Linked DNA regions of Homo sapiens: region 2 is linked to region 1. Evidence: read pairs that join two places in POLR2A ChIA-PET (ENCODE). Cell type or tissue: K562. All regions are shown on one strand.

The links. Peaks named below come from ENCODE experiments on the same cell type or tissue, not always from the same donor. Only the 100,000 strongest peaks of a DNase experiment are listed, where the experiment ranks them.
Region 2: POLR2A ChIA-PET joins it to region 1 with 5 read pairs; 1 of 35 experiments calls an interaction of 5 or more read pairs at or near these places.

The regions. Positions count from the first base shown.
Region 1 is chr9:136,228,079-136,236,078 of GRCh38, forward strand. The region is part of intron 1 of QSOX2 (quiescin sulfhydryl oxidase 2); the gene reads right to left. Among named protein-coding and RNA genes, the nearest start is that of QSOX2, 14 kb to the right of the region's middle. RefSeq lists an enhancer at 47-1,246. In K562, no CTCF peak of the experiment used is centred here; DNase peaks (open chromatin) are centred at 242, 2,528, 3,823 and 4,023.
Region 2 is chr9:135,464,995-135,472,994 of GRCh38, forward strand. PPP1R26-AS1 (PPP1R26 antisense RNA 1) reads right to left here and starts at 7,255. Exons shown (of 3, transcript NR_038969.1): 1 at 7,083-7,255; 2 at 3,094-3,715. RefSeq lists an enhancer at 1-628. In K562, no CTCF peak of the experiment used is centred here; DNase peaks (open chromatin) are centred at 3,467, 4,127 and 6,857; H3K4me3 peaks cover 1,019 bases.

The DNA of each region.
Region 1 (8,000 bases):
GACTCCTGGCATTTCTGTAACAGGGCACTCAGATCTAGATTCTTGTCTGATTTGTTTGGTGACATTACTTTGTAGGTAGTGGAACATGCTTCCACCCAGAGGCAAGCGACGCCTCTCTCCTTAGTGATCACGACCTAAATGCATTAATGCACCAGGGCTGCAGTGAAATGGTGACGTGTCATCTCTCACCGTTTGCTCATGATGAGCTGGGACAATTCTGTAAAGAGAGACCTGCCCTCACTGCAACCCAGCGGAATGACTCACATGAGGAAGGGGAGTGCCTGGCTCGTGCTTCAGTCACCAGTATCAAAGTCATGGTTTCCGAAGCTGACCAGTGAGGTTTTCTTTTTAAAAGATTTGTGTTCTTCCTCTGGGATGTAAAAATTGCACTGCCAACAATTCACAAATATTTCCTGGCTCCTCACTCTGTAGGGGTCCTTCCAGGCCCTGAGACTTTGAGGGGACAGCCTAAAGGGGCACCACTGGGTCAAGGGATGGGTGCTGGCTATCCTGGAGCCTGGAGGCCTCAGCAGAGTCGGCAGTGTGGCAGGGCACGCCGCACCGTGGGAGAGGCAGGTGCAGAGGCGAGACCCAGGCACCCAGCAAATGGACCTGCCTGGAGGAATGGAGCCAGCCACGTGGGGTGCTGCCCTGGCACAGCCTTGTGACCGGAAGCCCAGTGATTTCTGAACGGGAGGGAACGTTATGTCTGCCTGTCACTGAGATACTGATGAGGCTCTTTTTTGCCTTGTATTCCGATTCTGCCCACTTGTCTAAATCAATGATTCCACTATAAATCATGTAAAAAGAGTAAGAGTCTTTTCTGAGAGCGAGCTATGATCTCAAACTCCAGAGGTTCTGTTAAAAGCATGCCTGGAAGAGACGGAACATATCACCAGACTCTGTACAAATATGAAGGCTTGTGTGTGTTAGCGGTTCAGATTGCTATTTTTCTACATAATATACCACAGCTCTGTTTCAGATACTGGCCTTTTCTCCCTGTAATTTAAAAATAAAAAAGAAAGAAACCTCTTTCAGAAACAATGACCAAATACCGTTCCCGCTTACGCTGGCTAAGTGAAACCAATTCAGGTTTTGAGGCCACTTTCAGTGGATGAGGGAGAAGCGACACGAGCTCTCTGCATCCCCGGCCACTCCTTGCCCAAGCCTCAGACCACATGGAACTGAGGAAGAAGGGTTCATGCTCTCACCCAGTCAGCGCAGCAGACGGCACGGGACGCGGAAACAGGAGGTGCTCCCAGCAGCCCCGCCGTGGGCAGCTCACGGGCGGACCCCTCCACAGCCCCGGCTCCTCAGCCCGTGCATCCTGGCGAAGTGTCTCATTTCTGTGGCCTTTTATCTGGCTCACAATTCCACATGGTTTCATTCTGTTTATTGGGAATTTCTATAACACATTTTTATTCCACACTTTTTTTAAAAAAAAGCACCTTTGTGCCCAGAAAGAACATGTAACAAAACAAAAAGTTGCTCTGAGAGCCCAGACTGCACACACAACAGAATCACGGCCGTGTGACATCATCAAGCCGGCCTAGAAACAGCAAAAACAAAAGACGGGAAGAAGAAAACGTTCCAAGATGTTTGCCAGGATTTGGTTTTCACGGTGGGATCTGGTCCCATCTGTGGTTTCTCAGATTTGTCTTAGGGCATGTTACCTACACAAACAAACACACAGCACATCCCTGCTGCCCCAGGCACTTGCTGGCCACATCACACCCTGCCCTCCTCTGGCCACCTCTCCTGCATGTTTCCTAGTTTCTATCTTCCCGTAGATCTTGGTACAAGGTGGCAACACAGAGCCCTGCACAGCGACCGTGGAACTCTCCCGGCACCTCAGGTGAAGGCCGCTTGGACAGTCTGGGCCCAGGCCAGGTGGTGCTGCTCTTTTTAAATAACCCTCCTGGCCGGGCGTGGTGGCTCACGCCTGTAATCCTAGCACTTTGGGAGGTCAAGGCAGGCAGATCACGAGGTCAAGAGATAGAGACCATCCTGGCCAACATGGTAAAACCCCGTCTCTACTAAAAATACAAAAATTAGCCGGGCGTGGTGGTGCGTGCCTGTAGTCCCAGCTACTTGGGAAGCTGAGGCAAGAGAATGGCATGAACCCGGGAGGAGGAGGCTGCAGTGAGCCAAGATAGCGCCACTGCACTCCAGCCTGGCGCCAGAGCGAGACTCTATCTCAAAAAACCCTAAAATTAAATAATTCTCCTGAATCTCAGGCAGCGCTAGAGAGAATGTGAAGAGTTCAAATGTGGCCGGTGGGAATGGCTGTCAGCCCTGCAGTAAACAACTCTGTAACACCTGGAATGCAGAATCCCAGGTGCCAAAGGGCTGAGCCCAGGAGGAACAGAGGCATGATCCGACCCAGGCCTCACAACTGCTCTGATTCCTGTGCCCCACTCCCAACAAGCTCATCCACCGCAGGGCGCTGCCCAAAAACACATGAGCCTCAGTACTCGGCCTCCGTGACGGCATCCTTATCACGTCGGGCCACAAATCCACCCTGTCACTGGCTCCTCACAGGCTGTCCCCAATGAGGCTTCAGATTCCCAAGACCAAATGTCTGCTGGTTGTTTCTACCTGTTACTCTTCCATGATAAGCCAGTAAACACTCAAATCAAGACTTAAGTACATAATTCTAACATTCTGAACCGAGCTGGAAGGCGCCTGGGAGAGTCCCGGCCTCCAGAGGATCCGCCAGACCCAGCACTGCTCCGCTCACTTGTCCCCTCCTCTCCCCTCCAGCCATGCACAGGCCTGACCTCCGTCCCACCACCCCTGGGCCTCTGCCCTGTCTCCTCCCTGGTGGAACTCTTTCCACTGATCTGTTCCTGGTTGCTTTCCCATCTATTTCACAATTTGAACACAGGTAACACCTCAGCAAGGACTTCCCTGACCCCCTGCCCAGGCCTAGTTTCATTGGCAGGAAAAGCCTCCGACCGGCCTTGTTTCCATGGGAAGTAAATTTACACAGCCCTTTACAGTTGACAAAGCTTTCTGACCAAATTATCTACCACGGGAGTGGCCTGGTGACAAACGCAGGATCCTACAGACGGGGAAACTGATGCTCACAGAGGCCGAGGAAGGCTCCAAAGTCCGTCAGGTCCGCATAGCACACACCTCGAGCATGGAGGGCAAACGTCCTAACAGGCGTGCCCGACTCCGACTAGCGTGTGACCAGAATACGCCCCCATCCTACCGTGGCGAATGAAGACTCCCCGTCACGCAGGTGACATGCTGCAGCCCAAACATGCATCAGCTACGCCCTGAGGCAAACACCTGTGGAGGAATCATTCCACCAACTCCCTTACAAAGGCTCCCGCAGGACACGCTGCCTCCTTCAACATGTAGAAAACCAAGGCTTTGCAAAAGCAAAAGATCTTCATCTTCCCAACATATTTCACACCGTCTCTCCACTAGACCAGAGGGCTCTGCCCTTGGAAGGCAGGGATCCGTGTCCAATCAGCCTGGCGGCCCATCCCCACACATAGGAGGCCCCTGGCCAGTGCTCAGGGGCTTGTGCGAAATGACGCGGCAGAAGGGCAGTGCCCCTCACAGCCCCACACTGATCGCTCCTTACCCAGCCCGCTACCATGGCCTCCGTGCAGTTTCTTCAGCCCTTAATGCTTTGGAAGCACCCGGACCCACCTTATTCCTTTTGAGCTTCCATCAAAGGCTGTGGTGTGAATGTCACCGCCCCTACTTGGCAGATGAGGACACCGAGCTCCAAGTCCTCAGAGGCCGAGAGAGGGAGAGCGAGCCTCAGGGCCGGCAATCCGCCCCCTCCACCCCCTCCACCCTCTCCACCCCCTCCACCCCCTCCACCCTCTCCGCCTCCTCCGCAGGTCCCATCTGCCAGGCTCTCCCAGCGAAGAGAAACCTCTGCTCTGGAACTGTCCCACCCACTGACCCTCAGACACATAAACAGGGAGGCAGAGGAAACTAAGGAAGTCCTCACTTCGTGTCACTGACAGGCTCCTGGAAACGGTGGCTTGAAGGGGAAGGACACATAACAAAACCAGTTTTTTTTCTCTCATCCACGTTATAAGGAAATGACGTTGACAGAAATGTCGTTATCTGAGGACCTGCCGTCTTCCTTGCACTTCGCGTGGCAGTTTGCAGGAACCGTTGAGGCTGTGCAGTGAGCGCTTTCCGCACAGGGCAGGCAGCCTCCCTCACCTCCTGTCCCCTCCTCTTCGTGACACATGGGAAGGGGTCACCTTGACCAATATGTCTTTAAACTGCGTGTGTCCACTTAAATACGCACATTTTTTCAACAAATGTATTGGGAAATTTTTTGGAGATATGTGACAATTTGAAAAAACTTGCAGATGAGCCACACGGCCTAGAAATATACAAAAAATTAAGAAAAGGCATGTCATGAATGCAGAGACCATATGTAGATGCTGTTTTATCATTTACTACCACAAAATATATACAAATCTATTATAAAAAGTTACAATGCATCAAAACTCACACACGCAAAACTTACAGACCACACACAGCACCATTCACAGTACAGAGAAAGGTAAACCACTGTCAGGATACAGCGTAAGTCGGGGCCTGGAGGCTCATGGCTATAATCCAAGCACTTTGTGAGGCTGAGGCCGGTGGATCACTTGAGCCCAGGAGTTTAAGACCAGCCTGGGCAACATAGGGAGTCCCTGTCTCTGCAAAAAATTTTAAAATTAGCCAGGCACGGTGGTCCCAGCTACTCAGCAGGTTGAGATGGGAGAACTACTTGAGCTCAGGAGGTCAAGGCTGCGGTGAGCCGAGATTGCACCACTGCACTCCAGCCTGGGTAGAGTGAGAACCTGTCTCAAAAAAAAAAAAAAAAAAAAAGAAAAAAGAAAAAAAAAGAAAATCATGGAGGAGAAAGGACATCTGCCTGAACAGGTATTTTTATGCAGGCGCAAGTGCCCTATTAGGGAAAAAATGCCACAAAGGACATGAATTAGGAAGGAAGAGGAGCGAGCACCAGTCGGGAGAGGCTGACTCTGCTGTTTGTGCACACGCTGCCGGGTGTATCAGCAGGACTGCCCTTAGCTATAAAGCCGCTAACCCTGAGCCTCGAACAAGAAAGACAAACAGCAGCTGCCAGTCTTCTGGTTGCACGAGAAGGCCTGGGCAATGAGAAACACTTTTCCAGATGCTTTGTCCCTGAAGCCAGGAAGTACCTTCCAGTAAGGGACTGCCTTTTACAGTGATTTCATCTTGCTGAATGCCCCTGGCCACGAAGAACTCATGAGTTCAACACCGAAGGCTTCATCAGTCTACCTGCTCCCCAAACACAATGAGCCTTACTCTAGATCTGGGGTCCTAAGGCCCTTTAGGGCTCATTACACAGTCCTCTCAGGACGGCCAACACGGTGGCAGAGAACCTCACAGAGGAAACATGATGACAGCTGGAAGGACTGCACCACTGAAGACGCCATCGTTGTTATAGGAAGAGCCGTGAAGGCTGTCGAGCCCACACAAACTCCCGCTGGAGAAAACTGTGTCCACAGGCTGTGTCTGACCTCACGGGATTTATGACAGAGCCAATCAAGGAAACCACGAGAGGTCGTGGATGTGGTCAAAAGGGAGGGGAGAAGGGTTCCATGAGACGAATCGTGCAGCAACTCAAGAGAACAGAAGACGACGCTGTGGAGCCAAGTGCCTCCTCACCAGTGCCAAACACAAACGCACCATCACCTGGCAGGACTCTCAACACTCGAGACGGTTTTTGCTTTCTTCTATGACACGGACCCTTTTCTAAAACAGGCACTAAAACTAAAGCAAACAGTGGAAGGAAGACTGGGACCACACAGAAACCGTTTAGAGAAATAAAAAGCAAGAAAGCCAGACAGAAGGCACAACGTACCTCCATGAAGTGACACGGAACACGCCTGCCTCCCCTCTACTGCCTCCACCTCCTCTGCCGCTGCAACCTGGGGCAGGACAAAGGTCTTCACGAGGCTCCACCTGGGGCAGCCTGGCCGGGACAAAGGCCTTCACGAGGCTCCACCTGGGGCAGCCTGGCCAGGACAAAGGCCTTCACGTGGCTCCACCTGGGGCACTTCCTGAGCAGAAGGCCTACTTCTCTTTTGTGCGACGATCTTCTCTAGCTTCCTTTACTGTAAGAACACAGTACGGAACACGTGTAACACACAAAGTTTGTGTCAATCGACCGTTTGTCACTGGTAAGGCTTCCAGTCAACGGTGGGCTATGAGCTCAGTTTTTGGGGAGTCGCAGGTTATATACACATTTTTGACTGTACAGGAGCTGGCACCCCCAGCCCGCAAGTTGTCTGAGGGTCAACTGCACACGTAACGGGAGTGCTGCCCTTCTAACTGAGCCCCTGGAGGGCCGCCCAGATGTCCGGCAGATGTCCCACACCTTTTCCAGCTCAGCGTTGACAACGCACCATCCTAGAGCAACGGTGGCAAATTCTTCTTGGCCTGACAGAGACACTTTATGGAGAAAAAAGTGACAGAGTTCACACAGCCCCTTCAGAGCTAGCACGCTGGCACCCAGGAACCTTCCTGGGCGTGAGGCTGCTGTCACTAAGACCTCTCCTGTGAACCTCGCATCAGCAGGTGGAGACGGAAGCAGGGCCCTGGAGGAAGCCCCGATGGCCATCCCCGGCTTGGGAGCAAGGCTGGTCTCCACAAGGCCCCCCAGCTCCACTGCGCCCGCCCCAGCCTCATCGCGCCACACCCCAGCTTGGGAGCAAGGCTGGTCTCCACGAGGCCCCCCAGCTCCACTGCGCCCGCCCCAGCCTCATCGCGCCACACCCCAGCGACCACAGGCGAGTCTTGCTCCAGTCATGTCTGGACTGTGTGACCCCCGCTCCCTTTACCGGGCTCGTTCCTATTTGCCTTCCAGGTCTCCATCCGAATGCCACTTCATCTGAGTCTACCCTGACCGCTGTTCAACTGGTTCCCCCGCCCATGGCCCATGCTCAGCAGACCCTCCTTGCAGGTGGAGACCCAGCCAGGCAGCTTCACATCCAGCTCTGCTGCTTACTGGGTTTTGAGAATTGGGGCAAGTAACAATCTCTTCTTGCCTCAGTTGCTCCATCTGTAAAATGGAGATGCCAAGGAAGATCCATCTCCCAAGGGCAGTGTGAGGATCGGCGGGGTCAAAGGCACGAGTGCTGGCACAGCACACCCCCCGGAGGAGGGCCAGGACCAACATGCCCACTCAAAGGCCACGTCCCCACGACGGCCACACCTGCAGGGACTGACAAGCATGTGCTGGGGATGCAAGACCAGGGACACTGCTGGGCCCTTACGGGGAGTGACGACCAAGGAAGGAGAGAAGGAGAGAAGACAACTCAGGCTGGCAGGGCAGAAGGGGAGGCGGCCGCGGGAGCACCTGGAGTCAGGGACACCGTCATACGGAAGACGAGGGGAAGCCCTGAGCTGGGCTCGGGCCGGTTCACAAGAGGCTGCAGATCTTGGTGCAGACTTTGTTCTTTGTCTCAACAGCCACGGGCAGCCACTGATGTGCGTGGAGAACTCATAACCACCACGACGTCTGAGTGAAGGAAGACGGTGGCCAGTGAGCTGGGTGGCCAGCAAGCATAGAGCGCTGGCATCAGCCAGAGCCCTGAAGACCACCTGCTCCCCTCTCCCTCGCGCTGGGTCACACCCAGGCGACCCGTGGAGCTCTGGTGGCTACAGAGGCAGCATGGCCCAGTGGTGGCCAAGGCTGAGCCGTCTCTTCTCCACATCCAAGACCACGGACTCCGGGCACACAGAAAGGCATGGGTCTCCGGCTCAGCACCTGCAGGCACTTCCTCTATGAACATTTTCATCAGCGACACTCTCTGGCCTCAGCTTCGGGAGGAACTGGGCTGTGGAGAGCAGTTTCCATCGTAAGGATGATGTATGGAACTTCGCAGCCACCGTAGCTGAGGGAGCAGCCAGTCTCCCTCTGGGTCCGAAGTCACTGGCAGTCAGGGTCAGGGCCAGGATGGGGGCTGCACCCCACCAAG
Region 2 (8,000 bases), 760 kb before region 1:
CGCAGGCCCCTGCGGCCTGTGGGCCTCACCCCACACGTTTCCAGCTCCAGGCTGGTTTAGCTGGTTTATCTCTCTTTCTCCTTCTCTGTGCTTCCATTTGGATCATTTCTCTCAGTCAATCTCAGCATTGGTCCCTGAGTCTTTCCTCAGCTGTATCCAGGGGCTTTTATGCGAAGTGCACTCCAGCGAATCTGCGATTCCGATGCGGCCTGTCCATCCTTTCCCGAGGGCTCCATTGCCGGGTCAAAGCCTCCATCTTCTCATTCGTTTTATCCACCTTTTCCACTACCCTTGGTGCTTTGCCCAAAGCAAACAGTAAACAGGTCACTGCAGCAACCACCGTCTGGCCGGGGGAAGGTCCCTGGGGTGGAAGCCTCAGCCATGACATCAGACAGCCCAGCCAGCAAGTGACCCAGACCAGCAGGAGCACGGGGTGACGGGCTCTAGAATGAGAGTCGGCCGTGGCGCCAAGGCCACGGTGGTGGTGGTGGGAACTGGCATGTGTGCCACCAGCCCTCCCAGAAATTGTCACTTGAAGAATCAGCGACAGGACGGGATGGACTCCACGCAGGGCAGGAGGGAATGAGAGATGCTGCCGTACCCCAGAGGTCACCTCAGACGGTTTCGTCTCTACCCCTGGCTTCCCGTGTCCCGCGGGAGGACATTCACCTGCTGCCGGAGCTGCCGGACCTGGCAGGGGCTCACGGCCCAGGGGCGGACATCAGCTACTGAGGAATGGGAGTCGATGGGCGATCCCGGCTCCCTCAGCCCTCAGAGGGAAGTTCCGAGGCACGTTCCCCACGGCCCCCAGGAGCCTGAGCCCAGCTGCCCATGGCCGTCACCCTTCCACTGGCTTTCCTCCCCAGATGTCTCACACCCTTCCCTCACTGGGCCTCCTGGGGTCCCTGGTCCCCAGGTCCTCATCTCAGGGCCTAGGGGGGTCCCAGCAGTAAGTGCTAAATAACCCACTGCAGGAAATATGACTGCTTCTCTCTGGGAGAAAGGAGATGGAGGCAGGTCTCCTGCAAACTGTGGGTGCAACGTTGCCTTTAGAAGGTCAAATCCGTGCAAAGCGCCTGCAGTGGGGAAAGCAGTGGATGCACCCACCCCCCGGGGAGGCAGAAGAGGGAGAATGTGAGGGATGAGCTCTTGAAGGTAGGTGGGTGGGCTATGGGGGTTTCCGGCTCCATTCAAACCATACTAGGAAACCATCAGAGACTTTTTTTTTTTTTTTTAGCTTAATGAAATCTTTTTTTTTTTCTTTTTTTTTTTTTTGAGACAGAGTATCACTTTGTCGCCAGGCTAGAGTGCAGTGGCGCGATCTCCATTCACTGCAACCTCTGCCTCCCTGGTTCAAGCGATTCTCCTGCCTAAGCCTCCCAAGTAGCTGGGATTACAGGCACGCGCCACCACGCCCAGCTAATTTTTGTATTTTTAGTACAGACAGGGTTTCACCATGTTGGCCAGGATGGTCTCGATCTCCTGACCTTGTGATCCGCCCGCCTCAGCCTCCCAAAGTGCTGGGATTACAGGTGTGAACCACTGCGCCCGGCCTTTTTTTTTTTTTTTTTAAGACAGTGTCTTGCTCTATTGCCCAGGCTGGAGTGCAGTGGAACAATCACAGCTCACTGCAGCCTTGACCTCCTGGGCTCAAGAGATCCTCCTGTCTCAGTCTCCAGAGTAGCTGAGATTACAGGTGCACAGCACCATGCCCTGCTGATTTTTAAATCTTCTGTAGAGATGAGGTCTCACTATGTTGCTCAGGCTGGTCTCAAACTCCTGGGCTCAAGCGATCCTCCCACTTTGGCCTCCCAAAGCCTGGTATTACAGGCATGAGCAACCGTGCCCAGCCAAGCTTCATGGACTTTGATAGGGCAGACACTTTTTGTCACCACCACGCAAGCCAAGAGCTTTGCCAGCCACTCCAGGCCCCCTCCACAGCACCCTCATGGCCACAGCCCTCTCCCAGCCCCCAAAGTCATCACCGTCCTGACAGGATCTTCTCTCCCTTGTGCTTCTCTACACTTTCATTTAGGTCAAATTATTTAATATCTCTATCTTTAAACATGACAGTTTAGTCTGAGCCACTTTTTTATCTGATGTGTCTTTTAAATCTCTTTCCCCTACAGCTTCCACGCCATCCCTTTCTTTTCCTTACAGTCGATCTGGTGAATACCTGGGGCTGTCCTCTGCCAAGTTCCCCACAGTGAGAGTGGTTGCTGGCTGCCCCTCACAGATCAACACCTCCTCCCTTGTCCAGTGGGTTTCCTGCAAGGAGGCAGCTGGAGCCAGGGGCTGGGGCCAGGGGCCCGATCACACCCAGGCCCTGCATCTCTCTTTTTTTTTTGTTTTTTTGAGACGGAGTCTCGCTCTGTCGCCCAGGCTGGAGTGCAGTGGCGTGGTCTCGGCTCACTGCAACCTCTGCCTCCCGGGTTCATGCCATTCTCCTGCCTCAGCAGCCTCCCTTAGTAGCTGGAACTACAGGCACCCACCACCACCCCTGGCTAATTTTTTTTATTTTTAGTAGAGATGGGGTTTCACCGTGTTAGCCAGGATGGTCTCGATCTCATGACCTCATGATCTGCCCGCCTCGGCCTCCCAAAGTGCTGGGATTACAGGCGTGAGCAACCGCGCCTGGCCATCCCCTGCAGCTCTTTATCAAGGGCACAGAAGCTGGATGCTCCCCCTTTTCGAGGGGTCAGTGGCTGCATTACCTACACTCATTCATTCACCAGGGGTTGCCAAATGGTGATATTCTAATTCTACCATTCTTTTTTTTTTTTTTAATTTTTTTTGAGACACAGTCTTACTCTGTCTCAGCTCACTGCAACCTCCACCTCCCAGGTTCAAGCAATTCTCCTGCCTCAGCCTCCGGAGTAGCTGGGATTACAGGTATGTGCCACCACGCCTGGCTAATTTTTGTACTTTTAGTACAGATGGGGCTTCACCATATTGGTCAGGCTGGTCTCAAACTCCTGACCTTATGATCTGCCCGCCTTGGCCTCCCAATCTTCTTTCATTTATTAGTTGGATTGCTTAAAAAAAAAAAAGACTCCCCGATATGGGCAGGAGCAATGCTGAATTTTTACTTACCTGTCTCTAGATAATGAATTGATTGTTAGCCTCCAAAGATGATCAATTTGTTTTTGTTTTTGTTTTTGTTTCAGATTACGGTGAACTCATGGACTTAAACTTCTTTATGGGTTTTGAGCCACTGCAATTATCCTCACCAAATCTCAAGCTGTCCCACCTCTGGCACGTGGGGCCTCTTCAAGTTTTCCTCATTCATATTTGTTTGTCTGTTTGTTGTTTTTGGGTGGCCAGCAGGAGAGCATCCACAGTCTGTCTCTCCAGCCAAGGAGGAAGGTGACAAGACCTCCATCAAGGTGAGATCCAGGTCGGCAGCCTCTGGTTCCCCTGCCGTTAGGCTGGAAAGTGAACCCTCTGAGCCGGCCCCTGGGGTGGGGGCACCAACTCCAGAATACACTTTAAGCCTGTCCCCGCAAATCAAGGTCTCAGGTTCCGTGTTATGCTGTCCGTCTGAGGTCTTCAATTAAGTCTCGACCCCAGTGGGTAAGAAAACTAAAAGGTATTGTCAGGGTAGAGATGAAACCGCCGTTGCAAAATTATGAGCCAGTGAAAGAGATGAACCAACTCCACTTGCTTCTAAGCTCCAAGCTGTCCTTGTGCATTCCTGGGTGTAGGCTGAACTCCCCTTGGGAGGAATTTAGTTTATATTAATAGTTTATAGTTTGATACAAAGAGAATAACAGCCCTTTCCCAAAACAAAACCCCTTCTTGCCTGGGGACTAGACTGCCTTTGTAGGACTAACAAATTAGCCACAAGATTAGAAATTACGGTTAGGTGTCATGTCGCTGGAGGCTGCAAGATTCTGACTCTCCCCAAACTGCTCCCGGAGATAAAATCACGATTGTAAAACCTAAGACCAGTGCTTGAACTATTTTGCAGATCCTGCACTTGATGGATCAGCCGGCACCACCCAGATCGATAAACTGGCTCATCTGATCTTGTGGGCCCCACCCAGGAACTGACTCAGCGCAAGAAGACAGCTATGACTCCCTATTTCATTTCCGACCAGTCAGCACTCCCGGCTCACTGGCTTCCCCCCACCCACCACGCTGTCCTTAAAAACTCTCATCCCCCAGTGCTCGGGGAGACTGATTTGAGTAACGATAAAACTCCGGTCTCCTGCACAGCCGGCTCTGCATGAATTATTCTTTCTCCACTGCAATTCCTCTGTCTTGATAAAATGGCGCTATCTACACAGCAGGCAAGGTGAACTCTTTGGGCGGTTACAGAGATTGTAATGTATCCATCACATTTTTACAAGTTTTACTAAGACAGGATAAGAATCTCAGGTTTGGAGCAGGACATTTTGAATGGAGCTTTCTCTGCCATCTGCCCGGCCATATGACCCAGGGTCTCTGGACTCCCAGGGACACAGGCAGCCCAAAGGCAGTTCTGTCTTATCTCAAGCCTAGGAAGATAAGATAATGTGCTGGGATAATCCCTGAGAAGTTTCCTTCTCCTCCAGCTTAAAGAGGTAAAAGGAAAATAAAAATCTCAGGACCCCAAACTCACTATGCCAAAAAGAAGAGTTAAGCTTGGGAACTGGGTCACCCAAAACTACCTCCCAGTGTCTTCCTAAATAGACAGATGCAAAGACAGAAGGCCACTCCCCTCCCCAGGGGGCCCCCCTCACTGTTTGCTCACAAGGAAATACATTGTGGTCCCCAAGATCTTTTTTTTTTTTTTTTTGAGATGGGGTTTCGCTCTTGTTGCCCAGGCTGGAGTGCAGTGGCAGGGTCTGGGTTCACTGCAGCCTCCACCTCCCGGGTTCAAGTGATTCTCCTGCCTCAGCCTCCCAAGTAGCTGGGACTACAGGCGCGTGCCATCACGCCTGGCTAATTTTTGTATTTTTAGTAGAGATGGGGTTTCACCATGTTGGCCAGGCTGGTCTCGAACCCCTGACAGGTGATCTGCCTGCCTCGGCCTCCCAAAGTGCTGGGATTACAGGCAACACATCTTTTTTCTTTCTTTCTTTTCCAAGAACTTTGTCCTAAAACAGAGTTCTGCTGAATTTCACCCTGAAAATGTAAATTAACAGCTTATCTGCACAGGTATGGGACAAAGACAGGACTAGAAGTCTTCCCTCCGCTCACGGGAGACAAACGCATCTTTGACTCCCTCCTCTACTGTTCTTCCATAAAGATGCAGGTTCACTGAGCACAGGATGAATGCACAGTTTACTGTTCCTCTTCCACCTTTCCCATGTAAAACGGGGATTCAGGGAAGGCTCATCAACGCCTCAAAAGAATGCAACCGCTGGCCTCTTTTATCCACCCTCCCGTTTTTTTCTTTCCATTTTTCCCTACTGTCTGCTCTTTCCTCTTTGAATACGGAAGTTCTCAAACCCTCTTTGGAAATCGTGCAGGCCGCAGGTCCTACTGTGCTCCTTCGGACCCGCCTAGCCCGCGGAGCCCATCCTTCTCCTGAAGTTGCGGATCTGGTTTGCCGACACTTTCCCCTGGGCACGTCCTCAACCCAGGCAAAATAAACCTCTCGATAGATTGAGACTCCTCAGTCATTTTCTTTGGTGTACAAAGCACGGGCTCGTCTTCCTGTGTCCATCCCGGGGTTTCGGGGCAGCAGAGCTCCGTCTCCACAAGTGTTCAGGATCTATTCAGATGGTTCAGCCTCAGGGCCAGGCTGGGTCCTCTGCACCCCAAGCTGTGTCCTCTGTCTATGGCAATGACCCAGATAGGGCCGGTTCTCAGATGGCTCTGAAGAAATGTTTAGGGGTGTCTGGGGACTGTGCAATACCTTTCTCCACACTCAGATTACAGAGTTCTCCCTTGACCGTGGACCACTTCCTGGACACGGCTGCACACAGCTGTCACCTCCCTAAGCTGAGCCTTAAAGACCAAGGTCCCACTTTCCCAGTCTGCTCTTGATCCTTTAGAATTTTCACAAAGTTGGGCTGGGCACAGTGGCTCACACCTGTAATCCCAGCACTTTGGGAGGCCGAGGAGGGAGGATCACCTGAGGTCAGGAAACCAGCCTGGCCAACATGGGGAAACCCCGCCTCTACTAAAAATACAAAAATTAGCCTGCATGGTGGCCAGCACCTGTAATCCCAGCTACTCAGGAGGCTGATGTAGGAGAATCGCTTGAATCCTGGAGGCAGAGGTTGCAGTGAGCCAAGATCGCACCACTGCACTCCAGCCTGGGGACAGAGCAAGACTCTATCTCAAAAAAAAAAAAAAAAATTCACAAAGCAGCCCCCTCCTTTTTCAATTAAAAATATTCTGTGCTGGCCGGGTGCGATGGGTCACGCCTGCAATCCCAAGACTTTGGGAGGCTGAGGCGAGCTGATCATGAGGTCAGGAGTTCAAGACCAGCTTGGCCAACATGGTGAAACCCCGCCTCTACTAAAAATACAAAAATTACCCTGGCGTGGTGGCCAGCACCTGTAATCCCAGCTACTCAGGAGGCTGATGTAGGAGAATCACTTGAATCCTGGAGGCAGAGGTTGCAGTGAGCCAAGATCACACCACTGCACCCCAGCCTGGGGACAGAGCCAGACTCCGTCTCAAAAAAAAAAAAATTCTGTGCTGGTTTCCTTTTCTTCCTCCACGCCAGAGCCCGGAGGCTGTGGTCTACAGCTGCCGGCCATGCCCCTGCCTCCATGGAGACCTGGGATTGTGTCAGATGTCCTGCTCCAGCCTTTAAGAGCAGGAGTGGCTTTGTCACCAAGGGTATGCACGGCTTTTCCATCCCCTTTCATCCTGGGTGACACAGGCTGCAGATAATAATCACAGCCTGGGATTCGAGGGAGCCTGACTAGTCGCCGCCTCTCTCCCCCGACTCGGATGATCTGCTTCTGAGCCTGTCTTCTGTTGTGAAACTTACTCCCGAATGCCTTCACCTGATGCCGAGCAAAACGTCACAGTCTCTACCATGTTGCTATGCGGTAGCTGTAAGTAGACAGCACAGAGCACAACAATAGGTCACTTCTGCCCAACTGTTAACCAGGCAGCTGGTCACCCAGCTCAGTTACCTGCATAAAAGCCTCGGCGATCCCCGTGGCCACATTGGAAGTTCTCCTGTGGCTTCCACACTAAGAACTACATCTAGGGTTTACATCTTTTTTACTGGCCAACCTCCTTTTGCCTTTCAGGAGTGTGACTGAGCAACCTCTTTGGTTGTAACCAGAGACGCTGGTTTCAGAACGCAGGTGGAAAGGTCGGAAAGGTCAGCAGCTGCTGCCACGGAAACAAGAAGGGGTCTCCGGGCAACGGGCTTGGTCTGGAAGTGCTTTCACCTCTGTCCCCCAGCTCTCCCCTCTGGGCAATGGGCTTGGAATGGGAGTGCTTTACCTCCACACCCACAGCTGTCTCCATGCATGCACCCCCTCCGCAGGGGCCTGGCGGGGCAGCTCACCTGTGCTTTGCTCCCATCCTGGGCACTGAGGTGAGTCAGATGTGGGGGCAACCACACAGTAGCACCCCGCTCATCGGTTCCACTTGGGGCAGTGAAACAAAACACTGCTGATAAAAAACTTAAAAAGGAAAAGAGAAAAATTAAAAGCCCAGATTCCCAGGGAAACGCTGCATCTGAACTTCTGATTCAAGGGAGGAAAAAAACCCAAAGCAGCTGCCCTCGTCAGGCTGTGCCCACCCCCAATTTGTGCTCACCCTCGGTTCCTGGCCATCTCTGCAAGGGAGACCCTTGGAAATGGGGACTCCCTCCTCACTGGAGCCACCATCACAGATGGGACCTTCTGAAGGCCATAGGTGGCAAAGGGAGCCCATCCTAAGGTCCAACTTTGTGTGTGGCCACAGATAGACCCCAGGCCATCTCCCTTCCCTTTCTAACATGAGCTCGGGGTGTCATGATCCGTCAAAGCGGACCTTACCATCTCCCTTCATGACCACCAGGCTGAGAGAAAAGTGGGCAGGTGTTTCTCCCCGGGAAA